2 separate regions of the Mus musculus genome follow, and region 2 is linked to region 1. A link is a loop called in an ENCODE intact Hi-C map of the cell type or tissue named here. Cell type or tissue: heart. All regions are shown on one strand.

The links. Hi-C counts contacts between places; a loop is a spot of excess contacts. Peaks named below come from ENCODE experiments on the same cell type or tissue, not always from the same donor. Only the 100,000 strongest peaks of a DNase experiment are listed, where the experiment ranks them.
Region 2: it touches region 1 in a loop (2.0-fold over the local background); 7 of 42 quality-filtered maps call a loop at or near these places.

The regions. Positions count from the first base shown.
Region 1 is chr2:117,015,690-117,023,689 of GRCm38, reverse strand. No RefSeq gene overlaps it. Among named protein-coding and RNA genes, the nearest start is that of Gm39912, 41 kb to the left of the region's middle. In heart, no CTCF peak of the experiment used is centred here; DNase peaks (open chromatin) are centred at 4,339, 5,169 and 5,549; H3K27ac peaks cover 392 bases.
Region 2 is chr2:116,917,534-116,925,533 of GRCm38, reverse strand. No RefSeq gene overlaps it. Among named protein-coding and RNA genes, the nearest start is that of Gm46758, 4.8 kb to the right of the region's middle. In heart, no CTCF peak of the experiment used is centred here; no DNase peak of the experiment used is centred here.

The sequences.
Region 1 (8,000 bases):
GGAGTGAAAATAAGCCACCACAAAGAATGAATGGGTGAGTCATTAATGAACCACAGCTCCTATGAATTGTATAGACAGGGGAGTTCAGGGGGAGTGGGCAGAGATGGTTAGTGGCCATGTGTTTCTTTTTAGCCTTAAGAGAACAAGGCAGTTCTTAAGATAGTGTCTTTAAGAAAAATATCCTGAGTAAGGAGAATTGTGAAGGTATGAATGAAGAATGCCCCACCCACACTCCCACACACACTCATGTATTTGATCACTTGCTCTCCAATTTTAGGGAGGTTATGGAACCTTTAGAAGAGTCATTCTTTCTGGAGAAAGTAAATCACTAGGGACAAGCTTTGAGGGCTTATAGCCATACCTCCTGCTTATTCTTTCTGTTTCCTGTATGCAGTTAAAATGTGATCAGCGGCCTCTTGCTCAGCCACTTGCTGCCACGCCATCCTTGTGACTATAGATGCCCTTCTTGAACCATAAGCCCAAACAAACTCTTCCTTCTGTAAGTTGCTTTTGGTCATGGTGTTTACCAACAACAATTAACTTAATTATAAAACTGGGAAGATATTTTATTATTGGATATCATTATGAATTCATCAATTTCTATTCTTTATCTCAGTGTTATACAAGAAGACTCTGTTTCCCAGCTTTCTCAATGTTGAGTTAGCCATGTGTTTGATTCTGTAAATAAGATGGGAGCACAGGTCAGGCTGCATTCTCAAAAGGTGACTGTTGCCATGAATCTCTACTCTCTAGTCACATACAAAGAGTTTGAAAGCACAAATCCTTAGATGGGTGAGTGTGTTCATCATACCAAACCGGTCTATTTTGAATAAGAACTAAGCATTTGCAGTGCTAAGTTATAGGGTAGAAATGGATTAACACATAATGAAACCCAAAAATAAAGTATCATCACAATTTTATGATATCATCATTCTGAGTCTGCTTAGGATTTTTTTTTTTAAATTAAGTGAGCTAAAATATCTGGGCCAACTAGGTGGCTCAGCAGGTAAAGGTACTTGCTGCCAAGATATCTGATAACCTGGGTTTGATCCCTGGAACTCCTATGGTGGAAGGAGAGAACCAAGTCCCTTAAGTTGTTCTGTGACCTCCCTAGGCCATAGCACTTGTGCAGGAGCACACACTCAAATAATAAGTAAATTAAAATTATTTAAATCTTTTAATTTTATAATAGTTTTGATAACAGCTGTATTTTTCTAAAATACCTTGTATATATTTATTAAACATTTTATTTGCACTATAAATCATCCTTAACACCAATGGTAAGTCTATACTTTAGAAATGAATTAATCTAATCCATTTATTTATTTATTTATTTATTGCTTTTGTTTTTGACAACAGGATCGTTTAATAGTACAGGCTATCTTCAACTTGCTATTCTCCTGCTTCAGCCTTTTGAACACCAGGAAAGCAGAACAATAACTTGAGTCCCCTAGAGTCACAGAGGAAGCAGATATCAAAAGCTAGAAGAACTAGAGTCTGGATTTTCTTGCCACTATACCTCGTTTTCAGTTGGCTAAATTTGTGGGGAAAGGATGTGGGCAACAGAAAAACAAACTGAGTCACTGCAACTCAGGGGATTAAAAAGAACACAGGCACAATGTACAAATATGTTGGAGGAAAAAGAAACCAGTAGGAAGTTTTGAAGGCTGCAAGGCAGATGAGGTCTCTTGGAAAACATGACTCCCACACAAATCAGCAGCTTCAGGGGCACGGCTGTCTCGGCCTGTTTTCTGAATTACTCAGCCATACTAATGAGCAGCTCTAGGCCCTTGAGAACGACTGTAAAAATGGAACTCATCCATCTGGAGGGTAGAGTGTGCATATGTTACAGAAATCAATAGTACAGTGGTTCTCGACCTTCCTGATGCTGCGACCCTTTAATAAAGTTCCATCTGCTGTGGAACTTTTTTCTACTTCCAAGCCAATATCATTTTTAAATTTTTTCTTTCATATCATAAAATTATGTTGTTGCTACTTCATAGCTGTACTTTTTCTACTGCTATGAACTATAATAAAGCTATCTGTTATGCAGGATATCTGATATGCAGCCTTAAAGGGGTAACGACCCACTGTAGTAGTAGACTGTTTTTTTTTTTTCATGTCATTAAGAAAATGAGCAAAACCTTGTTCTTGGGCTGGAAGATGGTATGGTGATCATAGCACTTGTGACACAAGCATGAGAATCAGAATTCAGATCCTGTTGATCCTTCTAGGAGGAGGGGAGGAGGGATCATGAGGCTCAGGAGACAAACTAACTTTACATGTAAAACTTGCAAGATTTTGGAGGGCCCTTCTCTAGTGTTATAGAAGCAGTGAGTGACTGATACGGGAGGAGGTCCTGATGGGCAGAGCTGTAGTGAGGAGATTCTCTGACCTGGCCAGCCATCTGCCAGTTGTACAAAGAGTTCCAGGTATGCAACCTTTACAAGCCATCATCCATTTGGGGGGTGGATTTTTTGGTGATGCAGCTGTCTTTGGGTTGTTCCTGCTCCTATATCTTCTCAACCATTCCCTCATCCATAATTCTGTAAGTAATTCCTAGCACTAGTTCAAGAAGTTAGAGTTAGTTCTTTAGCCTGTCATGGGTTTCCTTTCTGGAGTGAATAGAAATGTGTGTATCATTATGTCTTCTCCCGAAAAGTCTTGCATACAGCAGATCCCCAGAACCCACATCCACGTTGGGCGAGCATGGTGATCTGCTTGTCATTCCAGTGTTTGAAAGGCTGAATCAGGGGATCCCTGGAGCATGTTGGCTAGTTTGGCTAGCATCATATAGACAAGCTCTAAGTTCAGTTGAGGCCCTATCTTAACGAGTAAGATGGAAAAGGATAGAAGTCTTATGATGTCAATCTGAGGCTTACATATGCATATGTGTACATGTACACATGCACCTGCACATATATGTGCACCCATGCACATGCAAACATGCATGCATACATTTATATGAGGAAAAAAACTTATTCTGTAATCCAGAATAGAAAAGGGATGAATAACTAAACAACAATAAAAAGATTAAGGAAGTTATGTCTAAATGTAAGAAGAATAATGATTAATGAAACTATATATTATATACATTTATATATATATCATTCTATCTATCTATCTATCTATCTATCTATCTATCTATCTATCTATCTATTTAACTGAAGAGAAGATATGCCTGTATGCCACAGTGTGCATGTGGAGGTCAGAACACAAGTTTCAGGCATGGTTTTTCTTTCTACCATGTGAGGATTGGGGGGAGGTGGGGAATCAAATCAAGGTACTTAGTGTTGTCCACAAGCTCCTATACACACTGATACCTCGTCAGCACTGAACATATCATCTTCGATTCGGGTCCTGTGTTACAAGCTTTTGAATGAATTTAGATTGCCTTTCCACGGCAGCAAGAGAGGGCATGAAGTGAACTTTCCAAGACACCAGGATTTTGAGAATGCTTTACTCTGGCTTATCCTCATAGTCAGCTGTTAGTTCAAGGTTGAAAGCTTTTTCTCTTCAATATTTACAGCATGACCTCAGACAGATTTTCCAGTTTTCCAGATACAAGCTAGGAAGTGTCTCATATGAAAACAATTTCCATTTGAAAAGAAAGAGGAGCAGAAGGAGAAAAGGCAGAAAAGAAAACAAAATCGTTTTCTTCTCCCAACCACCTGGAGTCCATTGATCCCACTCCTCAGCCTTCTTCAATGTGGTTCTTTCTAAATAGTCCATAGGCGGGAACACAGCAAAGGCAAGGACCGGACAGCTGTAGAGATTGTTGCATATGTTTGCAGAAGTACTTAAGGGTTTGCATTTTGCCATTGGGGGAGGGTGGGAGGTGGAGGGGTCTGGGGAGGGGAGGGTGAAGTAACCCCAAACATTTTTTTCAGCTGCCTAATGATGAGCATATATTAAAGGAGGCCTGGAGAGTGCAGCTGAGAATGGCCTAGTTACACTCTTAATCAAGCAACTGCAGTACTGGAATTACTGTAACCTTGGGCAGGTTGCTTAACTTTTCTGTACTTCCTTTAACATGGGCATGAGTGAGGGTCCAGGGGGAGGGGGCTAAACCTGTAGCTTCATAACATACATTTTGAGGAGGGCAGAGGCAAAAGTCAGGGCAGGAGAATTCATTACCAAATTCTCAGTTTTTTGGTTTTTGTTTTATACAGAATGGAGCAAACCTGGAATCGGAGCCAGGCAATTGAAAAAAAAAAAAAGATTCCAGATCTGCATGGTAACAATTTAGACTAACTTCCACTCCTGCTAAAAGCTGAGCTGCAGAGGAAGTTCTTCCCTTGGCCAGCTGCCGTCTTGCCTCCCCCACCCAGCAGACCTTCAGGCCGCTCCCTCCCCACATCTGTTTCCAAGCCTTGGAGCATAGGGTCACAGCATGTCGCAATAAGCCGTGTTAGCAGGCAGCATGAATCAGTAGTAAACCTTTGATTTTAATTCCTTGCTTCTTCAAGAGAGGAAGTGTGGTCTAGTGGTTAACCCACTAAAAAAAGCAGCTAAAAGGCAAAATTCTTGGTCCCCAGCATGGCTCTTCTATTCTTGTTGGGGTACCCAGCCATCAAAGATCCCTTTTGTCCCCCAGGGTTGCTTTATGATGTTAATCCCCGAACTGGCCTCACCAGAAGACTCACTTGGGAAACTGATTTTTTTTTTTAAGTCTCCATCCAAGACCTTCCAAGGAAAGGCCTAGAGTGCTCTAGTTTTAACAAGTACTAGGCATGCTTCTTTAGAATCAGTTTTGGCTCAGCTGATCCATCACACAAACTGGAAGGGTGTTTTCCAGAACAATAGGAAGAAGGCTGAGCAGAAAACAGCAAATCTACCTCGGATTTGCTTTGACCAGCTCAGGTGCAAACCACACTGGAAGAGAGGGAAAGGAGATAGGAATTCTGGTCGGCCCTCCCAGCTGAGCGCGCCTGGGTAGGTCAGAGGAACTGTTCTGGCTGCATTTTTCTCATTTTAAAAATAAAAGTGACTAGATCATCTCTTTCGGTTCTGTGAGTCAATGAATTATTTCTGTGAGTTCACAGAAATGCCAGGATGGACTCTGAACATCTCGTTTCCTGAAAATGACAGGGGTGCAGTCCCGGAGGTGTGGGCTGGCCTGTTTAGAGTTGTGGGAAGCCAGCGGAGACAGGCGGTAGCTAGGAGGTTTGGGGCCAGGGCTGCAGGGAGCGGGAGCGGTCTCCTCACCCTCCTCTCTGGAGGCTCTGCAGCTGGCCTGCTTATGCAAAGGCCTTGGCTCCTCTTTTCTTCTTAAAAGCTTTTCTGACTTGTACATTCCCCTGAGGAGCAGATTCATTGTTTTGCAGAGAATTTGTACTGTGTTTTCATGAAAGGAAGAAAGGAGTTGGAATGGAAGGGCTTGGGAGGATTAGCGAGTGGGCTAGGTTGCCAAAGAAATGAGTCTCTCCATGTGTGATAAATATGCACCCGCCATATTGCTGGCCTCAGATGTACCCAGCAAAATCCTTTGCCCCACTTCCACAAGCCCTAGACCGGTGCTCTTATTCATGGTCTGGACACCAGCTTTCTCATCTGTATTTGGAGCGTGTGGGACTCCTTCCATCCCAGAACAAGTGGGGGTGAGTTAGGAGAAGCAGGGATGAGTCATGGTTGTAGGGAAAGGATGTCTCAGGAAGCCGACACTGAGCAGGCTTCCTAGAAACATCCTGACAGGTCCCATAAAGCCCACGTTTGGTTCTAATTATAACATGCCCACATTTGAGCAGTTTTGCAGTTTTCCCATGGAAACTAACAAAGGCTTCTGAGGAAGAGGAGTTGACTCAGATGTGCGCTCTGTGTATAGGAGTGGGAGCCAGATGAACTTATTTTAAATGAGTGGTTGTCCCTGCACTTTTCCAAAGGAGGAGATAGATACCATACTGGCGTGTCTTTACCTCTTGACATATCTGTGAACGGGGTTAACCACATCATATGAAGGGTTAAAACCAGTTCCGAATCATTAAAAAGATAGTTTTTAAAGTCCAAGATGAAGAAGTGGAACAAATTCTGAGAACGTAGAATTCAGTTTTCCCCTCAAGTGGCGTCAAAAGGCAAGCTAAAAGAACAAAACGAAATATCAGAAATTGGCTTTAGAAGCAGTTTTGAAAAAGAGCCCTGTGAGCCCTGTGGGCATATCTGTGTGGCCCACCCCTTGTGGTACAGCCCCAATATGGCGGCTCTGCTTGCAGAAGACCCTAAAGCTCCCACGCATTGCTGAAAAAAAAAATCACACTGTAGTCAAGGGTGGTTCTAGTAGGCTGTGTTATTTTATTTTGTAATTGAAAATGTTGGAAGATTGGTATTGTCTAAGTGATGAAAGGTGGGGAAAATGAATTGAAAATAAAATTTTCATTATTTTACTCGATGATGAACCAGCACAGAATTAAAAGTTATCCTTAGTAACTGTTCCAGAACTAGCAGTCAGTCAGAACCTGGAAGGGTGGAGGGGTTATTATTTGTTCAGTGTGAAATACTGGAATAACTAGAGCCATCAGTGAGGGAAGAGGGACTCCCCAGACTTCCCTGGGGATGGAGCTGATAATAGCGTGTGACTTGGAGCCACTTGAGATTGTGTGTGTGTGTGTGTGTTTTCTTTTTAATTCTTTGTAAAAAAAAAAAAATCAGCATATGTGGCACTTAGCAAAGAAATGCTGGCTATCTATTTTACAAGATTATCATGTGATCCCAGGTTCTGGAAATCTTAGCAGCTAATGAAGTTTGGCTGGTGTGATGTTTAAGCCCCACCACAGGAAGTGGGGCTAGTCAGAAAACATGCTGGCTGTATTTTGAAAATTTCCAGAAGAATAAGAGATTATCTTGCTGTATAAATTGGATGACCTCATGTTTAGTAACATCTTAGGAAACGATTAAAGCAAATGATGAATCCTTTCCTCAGACATAATTTCTTCAGATTCACCCTTGTTCTGTTGTATGATAAGTTCAAAAAGTTTATCTAGATGATAAAGTTATATTAACCTATAATTTTCCATTTTAAGCTTATGTACTTATTTATTTTATAATAAAATGTCATTTACTAAAAGTTAGGACTTGGGTCTGGGGGATGGCTAGCTGTATAAAGTCTTTGCTGCATAACCATATGCACTGGAGTTCAAATCCCCAGGAAGTGTAGAGAAAGTGGGTAGGTTTGGTGGTTAGCCTGTAGTCCCAGCACTGGATGGCAAAAACAAGGGATGCCCTGGAGAAGCTGGCTCATCAATGAACTCTGGGTTCAACTGAGAGCTCTGCCTCCATGAAAAGGATGGAGAGTGATCTGGAAGGATGCATGACATCACCTCTGCGCCTCTACATGCATATGTATGCAAGTGTGCCCACATGTATGTGAGCACACACATACATTTGGGTAAACACACATAAAAATATAAATAAATGGGTAGACAGATTGATAGGGGAAAAAGAACCAGGGCTAAATAAAACAAGCAGTAATCTCTTAAGGAAGGACCCCAAACATTGTTTGACAATTTCTGTTCAAGAACTGGCCATGGTAGTCTATAATCTGTAATCTACTACATGCTTGAAAGGCGTAGGAGGAGAACTAGAAGTTCCTGGAAAAGATGGCAATACTGAGGGACGAGGAGGGAGGATGGATAAAGAATTCTAAGGAGAACTGAAAATTTACAGGGAAGTATTATTTTATGCTTGTTTTAGAACACTATATAATAAGTGTGAGTGTGTGTGTGTGTGTGTGTGTGTGTGTGTGAGTGTGTACTATTTGGAGTGATAATGATCCCCAGAAAGCCAAAGGCTGAGTGTCAAGAATGGAGAATCTCCCTTCTAGCTGTTTGTCAGGGTTAGTCTATAAGACTCACAAAATGGTATCAGCTATTGCTGTTGCATTTGGTTGCCTCCCAGAACCTGAACGTCAGACCCTATTGCTGAAGATCCATACACTTTAGACACTGGGCTTGGAAAAGTTGATGTGAAACACCATGAAAGCTTCTTTGCTGAATACATGCATTCGT
Region 2 (8,000 bases), 98 kb after region 1:
GGTCGGATGGTAACTTTCGGGAGTTGGTTCTCTCCCTCCACTGTGTGATCTGGCTTACACTCCAGTGCCGAGTTAGCTCTGCAAGCACATTTGCCTCCTGGACCACGTCACTGAGCTTGGTTTCACCTCTAAAGAATCACTCATGCTTAAGTATTGCTGGACTGTCTTGGGCCTGCTAGCTGTCAAATAATGGCAGGGAGACATTTATTTATAAAAGCTTAGGCACTGTAGCTGGGCAGACTCTCAGATAGTTCATATAAATTAACCTGACTGTTTCTGGTCTAGGTCCAGCCATGTGGCCTGGTACCTCTCTCCCACTCTGACCTCCTCTGTGTCACCTGGTAAATTTTCCTGCCTAACTCTTCTCCCGGAGTATCTATCTCTGCCACCTTCCCTTCCTGCTTCGGCTATTGGCCATCAGATGTTAATTAGGCCAATCAAAGGTGAGAGAGGAGGAGTGTTTACAGAATACTGAGGTAGGTAATGATTCATAAGAATAATAATACCAAAGTCAGAATGGTACTCGGTGCTCTGAGGGTACAAAATTAACAACTAGCAGCCTTCACACAGTGCACAACACTGTTTCCCCAATGCTTAAGAAATGGGGTGAAGAGGGATTTCTCACCTTCCCTCTACAAAAAAGCTCTACAAAAAATTTTTTGTAGAGCTACTAAAACCTTTGCATTACAACACAGTTAGCCAAAAACATTCCTCAGGATTATACCAAAAAAAAAAAAGAAGCCAGGGGCCTCTGAGAGACATGGCACATGGCCAATCAGACTTCGGTTCTTTCTCTGCTTCACCAGAGGCTGCACCACCCCCTCATGTTGGAAATGTTTTCATCTTTTTGCAGGTAGATGCTCTTCAGTTTCTTGGGAAACTACTTCCCCTCCTCCCTTCCCTTTCTTTTTGGTCTGAAGATCTTATCTTTTCCTGATGCCTTTTAGGGGAGTCTCTTTTCTACTTTTCATGCCAGAAGGGTTTCACACCAGAAGGGTAATGTGTTGGCAGTGTAAGGTGGTTATGCGAGGCACACATCACACTGTGGTGTGTGGTGTGACTACCCAATCACCACGCCTATGAGCTGAATAGGCATCTTCTTCTCTACGTTTGTGGGAACAGGTATAAGAGGCTGTTGCAGGCAACGATGCTGCTGTCTCGAGCTCCGCACTCACTGCCTCTTTGTCTTCGTTGGAGCTGGCTTTCCACTTGAGCATCTTGGTAGCACAGGACATGGGGTGGATGCTGAAGCACAGCTGTGCCTTGAAGAACTTGAGATATTGGGCTACCAGCGCTCGAGCCTATAACTTGCTTCTAATGAGTCGTATATCAAATGTAAATGAAATGTCACCTTGGTAATTCCTTGGTAATTGGGACATTTCCTAAGATTACACTTTAGCACACCAGATCCTCTCCTTTTATGATATGTGCAGTTATATTAGGGAAACTCACTTGTCGTATGGCCATTCCACCTCAAAGGCACCCAGTTACCACTGATCTTGGAGTCTGAGTATGATAAAGCCTGGTTACCATCGGAAGAGAGAGCCCCATGTGCTGAAGAGCTGCAGGCAGCTGATCTGAGGATAGCTATAGTCAAACAACTGTAAGAAAATGAATTCTGTCAACAGTGGGAGTGAAGTTGGAAAGTAGATCTTCCCTAGTGGATCCTTTGATGAGAGGACAGACCAGATGATGCCTTGGCTGTGAGCCCCGAAGAAGTCTCCACTAAGCCTGCCCATGAAAACAGACATAATGAGTATAGGGTGATTTGTGAGCCTCAGTTTGTGGCAATCTGTTATGTAGTATTAGAGCACTAATCCAGAAATCTGGGATTTGGGACCATTATGTAATGTGGCCAGCGCTCTCCAGTTCCCTTGTTCAGGCAGATATCCTGTTTATCAATATGATTTCTACAAAGATAGACTGCACTGCAGTTCAGGTATGGAATTGTTAGCTGTTGAGTACTCTATGTCTCCAGGGCATAATTTTTAGAATGGAAAAAGAAGAGGCAGAGTTCCACTCTGCTTGCTTAATGCTTCTCTAGACACCCTGTTCCAGGAAGCATCCCTAAGTAATCAGAATAAAAATACGGCAACAATGTAACAAGTGCGTCTGTGTCCTGGGGACTGGAGGAGTGAGAGGAAGTGCCAGAAGTTGAAGCGGTACTCAGACAGAGCTTGTGAAATAGTTACAATTTGTCTGACCCACCTTGTAGACAAAAGCTTACACTAGATGTTTCCCCTGATGTTTCTTTAGCCAGGTAACAACCTCGCAGTTCCAGCCTGCTGAATACCACTTCTATTTTGGGAATGTGCCCAGGATCATTCTGTCTTTCTTAGTCATCCCTTTCTATATTTAATGGCCCTTACACTCAGACTTTTGAATTTAGAGCTTTCTTATATCTCTTATTGTTCTGTGAAGACTTGTCCTGTCTCCTATCTGCCACTGAGCAGATGGGGCCACCTGGTGAACTGTATCTCTCCACAGCCTTTGGCATGCCTGTCTGTCTAGTTCCCCCTCATTCTTGACTGACTTCCGTGGGGAGGAAGAGCTGGACATTACCCCCCCACACACACACACACGGAGTCCTCTTTGCTTCCTCTGAGGTCTGACTTTAATTTTAAATGCTGTGCCCATGAGTCAGTGGGCAGTCACTAAGATGAAGAATCGTGTGTCAACTAACCCACCAGGCTTATCTTGGAAGACCTGCAAGTTTCCTCTTTAGGGGAAGAAACCAATTTGAAACCAATTTGGGAAATGGGTGTCTAGTATCCTGTACTGGAAGATTGAGACACCATTGACATTTCTATCACCCATGGCTCACATGAGTAATGTCATCAAAAAACGAAACTCTGGTTTTCTGAGGCTGGAGTCAGCTGTGTTTCTTCCTACATTCACACCAGAAGCATAGCCGAGGAATAAAGAGCAGATAAAGTAGATGTATAGGGAGGCTATTGTTTTAGGTTTGCACGCCATACAATGATCGCTTGGACTTTGTCAGGGGCAGGGAAAGTCTTCCCACAAATTGGGTTTCACAGATTCTCTTTGCATCTATTTTGCATATTATTTAAAAGAAACCTAGTACTCAGAACAAACAGAACCGCAGGGAGATTTACAGATTAAAAAGGGCCCCTGTTTTCTGTTGTTAATTGTTATATAATGGTTAGCGAGGGATTTCTTCCTCTGGGAAGCTGGAACATGGTGTTGTAAAGATGTCCTGCTTGTTCACTGCGTTGCTTGGTCTCTGCTTTATTAGTAGATACCCTTGATTTCTCACACGCTGCTCTGTAGCTATGCATCTTGGCTATTGGCAGGAATTTTCTGAGTGGCAGTTGTTTGCCTGGTGGCTGGGCTTTGCAATGTCCTGGTCCTTGGTCTTGAGTTGAGACTATCCCTTGGTTAGCTCTTCTTTCTGCATTTGTAATGTCAATACTTTCTACATTTTTTTTTTTGTATCTGTTAGTTTTTTCATCACTCTGACCATCTGCCTGACAAGAAACAACTTAAGGGAGGAAGGGTTTATTCTGGCTTGTGGTTTTCGGGGCTACAATCTCTCATGGCAGGAGAGGCATAGTAGTGTGGAGACATGTGGTAGCAGGCACAGTGAAAACTTACACTTCCAGAGACCAGGATGTAAAGAAGGGGAGTGTCAACACTCTGCTTTCTGCTCCTCTTTTCATTCAGTTATGGATCCAGGCGACGCAACAGGGCTGCCCACACTCAGGGAAACACTTCCCACCATCAGTAAATCCTTTCTGCAAATACACTAACACACACACCCACAAACACCCTCACCCTCACACCCACAAACACCCTCACCCCACGCCCACAAACACCCTCACCTCACACGCACAAACACCCTTCACACCTGCAAACCTTACACTCACACCACAAGCCTTACCCTCACACCCACAAATACCCTTCACACCTACAAACCTTACACTTACACCCACAGACACATTTGCTTCATACCCACAAACACACTCACCCTCATACCCATAAATTCCCTTCATACCTACAAACCTTACACTAACACCCACAAGTGAGCATAGGGTACTTAATGCTCCACTTGTTTTCTTTTAAAGGTGTGTGCGTGTACTCGTGTGCATGTGTGTGTAATGTCTGCCATGTGTTTTCTAGTACCATTAGAGGCCAGAAGAGGGCGTCAGATACCCTGGAACTGTAGTTATAGCTGCTATGCAGGTACTAGGAACCAAACTTGTCCCCTGTGAGAGTAGAAAGCAGTCCTACCTAACCTCCCTACATACTGTCTTAACACTAATAAAAAACTGACTATCACACACACAGAAACTTAGCTAGCTGTTTTACATTAACCGATATGAATTATGGGATGTTCTGTGGAACAAAGTTTTAAATAAATACTGTAAAAATGCATATACTGTTAAAGGGATAAAATGAGACTGAATTGATACCGAACATTCTGCTGGTTTCTTTCCTCCTAAATATAGCTTGTACCAGACAATTTTCATAGCATTAGGCCTGCCTATTCCAGTTCATTCTGTGCTATTACTTGTTGTTCATGTGCTAAATACCACATTAACACCTCTGGTATTTTCACAAGGAACTCCAGTGACTTAGCTCATTTTCAACCCAATTCACCTCAAAAGGATGCATGGGTATTAGACTCTTTCAGTTGTGTTGGCCTTTGGAATTCTCCTTGCTAGTGTCTTGGTTCGAGTGCTTCTTAAATGAGACAGATGTAAGGGAGCATGTGTGCCAGTTGTTCTGGTTTGACTCAGCATTTTTCATTCTTGCATTTATCTGACAACCCTGTCACTTTGTTTTGTGCTCACCACTGGCTGGTTACCAAGAATACAAAGATGAATAAAACATTAGTCCTGGCCAGGAAGAACTCCCAAAGATGGAAAGAGTCATCTAAGTACATAATTATACCATGATACGAGCGCTCCATTGGGAATAGCACTGAATCATCTTGGAGGAGTCAGAGAAGGTGGCATTTTGGTTAGATCAGGATTTATTGACGTGTAGGAGTGAGAGGATGACGTCACAGAGGTGATTTGTAAGTTGATAAATAGCACCTAGGTGTGTAAGCATATGTCGAGTTTGGAGAATGGTGAGAAGTTAGGTATGGCTGGAGGAATGTGTGTGTGTGTGTGTATGTTTGTTTACATGTGCATGTGTGTATGAGACAGATTTGGGGTAAGGGAAGTTTGGAAAGGGAGGGAAGGGTGCTGTAAGTTAAGTATGGAGTTTTGACTTGACATTGTAGTAACAGGGGTAGGTAATGAATGGTACATGGATGAGACTGTAGATGGGAAAGATGGATCAAAGGGATGCTGTGTATGAGTCAGCTAATGCTGCCTTCAGGAGGCATCATCATGTGGTCTTTCGATAATATTGACCGGGAATAAGCTCCTTCAATTGGACTGACAACTGATTATGCCAAGTCAAAGGGAGGGGAATGCAGAGGAAGGGCTTCAGCTGAGAAACATTGTAGAGGTCACTTTGTGAAGTTTTGTGACTGATGGCCTAGGGGACAGAAGTGAGAGTGGCTGCAGCCTCCTCTCCTTGGGAGACAGACTCATTAGTGAGATTACTAACAAATACAGACAATAGGATCACTGCGGAATTTTTAGCTAGGAAAGATAAGGAGAAGCCTAGAGCATCTGACATCTCTGTCCCGTCTTCTTGTTCTCCTTCTCTGTTTCTTGCCATGGCTGGAGCGGATTGCACATTTATAGGACACTTTGTGTTCACTTCGTACCGACCCTTACTGTCCTGCTCTTTACCTTCTGCCTTTGGGTATGCTGGGTTCAAGAATTAACACTATCAGTGCAACCATCAGTCAATGGAGGAAGGATGAAGGCTTGATGCTCCTGTTTCCACACTCTGGGTGGTCCAAGGTATTCTCATCCCTTCAGGTGTTCTGGCAGAAACAGGGACCCCACAGCACCTCTTTATTGGCATTCTGTTCTTCCTTTTTGTCTGTCTCTTTCTCATCTGGTACTGTGTTTCCCTGAGATAATCTCTCAAGCAAACTAACTATGTTACTTCACGTTTCTGTCTGTACTTTTTAGGAACACCAAGCTAAGGCAGGTCAGGATACGAAGACTAGTTTGATTTGGGTTGCGGGGAGTCTGTGGTTTCCATGTTCTCTGCTTACATTTTTAAAAGCTTGGTTAAAGAGTGTCAGTGGAAGTCCTTTTCCTTATATCTAAATATTTGAAAGTCATTAGTCAAGTTACTACATAGTTAAATAAAATGCTGTAGTCTCCCATGTATCTGCATATATTTGAATGTATATTCTTGGCTTCCCTTGAGTTTCATGCCAGAATTACATGAAAACACTCAGGCCACCCCCCCCCCACCTCTATTCCCAATATCTGCTTTGGATAGAAGCCTATAGGAAGAATCTACCGTCCAACACAGAGCTACTTTCATACCTTGGGGTATATGCAAAGTGGCTCAGCTTTCCCCCAGAGGAATCACCTAGAAAGGAAAACTGTGAAGGCTCCAGGTGGTACCTGGGTACAGCTATAGGTGAGGCTTGGGCAGACCCTTTAGAACATAGACACCAGGGGCCCTTTGGCAGCTCTTAAAGTTATGAATCCATAGGATATCCTGACAGTTCTCTGGTACATAACATGGACATTAGTCTTAGGAAGTTAGAACTTGGAAGTCGTGCCATATGGATTGTCAGGGAACAGCAGGAATAAGTGGATTCAGCTAGGAAAGTGAGGGGGATTGAGTAGAGGTCTAAGAAAAGCGCCCTGGGGGTGTCTAGGGGGGCAGAGCTGGGAAAGAGGCTTTGGAAGTGACTCAGTGTTTCATCTTGACATTTAGCAGCAGTTTTATCCTTCTAAACTAAAAAAGGGAAACAAACAGATTCCTAAAGCATCGTGGTAGAGTGGTCCTGTTCTTCCTTGGAACTGGCTCAGGAGACCCTTCCTATATTCCCAGTCACACCAGGCTCACTAAACTGCTCAAGACTTTGAGAGTAAGTACTTAATTTTGAGACTGTTGTGTTCCATGTCCTTATTAAACAGTCTTATCTAGAGCTGAGATCTGAATGTGTCCCTGACTCCGTGTGTTGAAACTTAATTACTATGTGATGGTATTAGGAAGTGGGGATTTGGAGATTAGGTCGTGAGGATGGAGTTCTAATGAGTGGGATTAGTGATCTCATAAATGGGCTGGAGTGACCTAGCTGGGTTCCCTCTGACCTTCTCCTCCTTCTGCTGTGTGAAGAGCCAATATTTGTCCCTCTGGCAAACAGAGCAATAGTCATCTTGGAGGCAGAGACAAGAGTTCCAACCAGACACTGAACCTGAAGGTATCTTAATCTTTTCATATCCAGAGTGGTGAGAAATAAGTTCTGATAAGTGACCCAGTATCAAGGGCAGAGACACTGGAGGGGACTCAACACCTTTTGAAGCATGGCCATGAAATAAAGAAAAAAGTTTGAGAAATTTTGGGAATCTTTTTTCATACTACAAACTCTATCTACCTGTCTATCATCTCTCTCTCTCTTCCTCTTATCTATCTATCCATCTATCTGTCTATTATCTATCTATATATTTATCAATCATCTATCTATCAATTATCTATCTATCCATCTATCTACTTTTAGGCACTGTGACAAATACCCAAGTGAAAACACTTATCCTGGCTCACGGCTTCTGAAGTTTCAGGTCACACCAATAGCTGTCTCCATCATTTGTAGGCCTGTGGTGAGGCAGCTCACCAGGGGTGGACAGGTGTATTGGAGAGACACCGTTATCCTCTTGGACCGAGGGTAGAAGAAGACAGGAAGGAAGCTGAGCAAGAACTACCCTTCAAAGACACTCCAGTTACTTTTCCCAACTAAGCCCTGTGTTCTAAGTGTCCATTCAAATGTACATCCACCAATAACTCGGTCCACTCAAAAAATTAGAGCCTTTATAGCCCAATCACTTCAATAGTGTCTCCAGATGGAGACTAAGCCTTCGACATAAGCCTTTTTTTGGTGGACATTCATA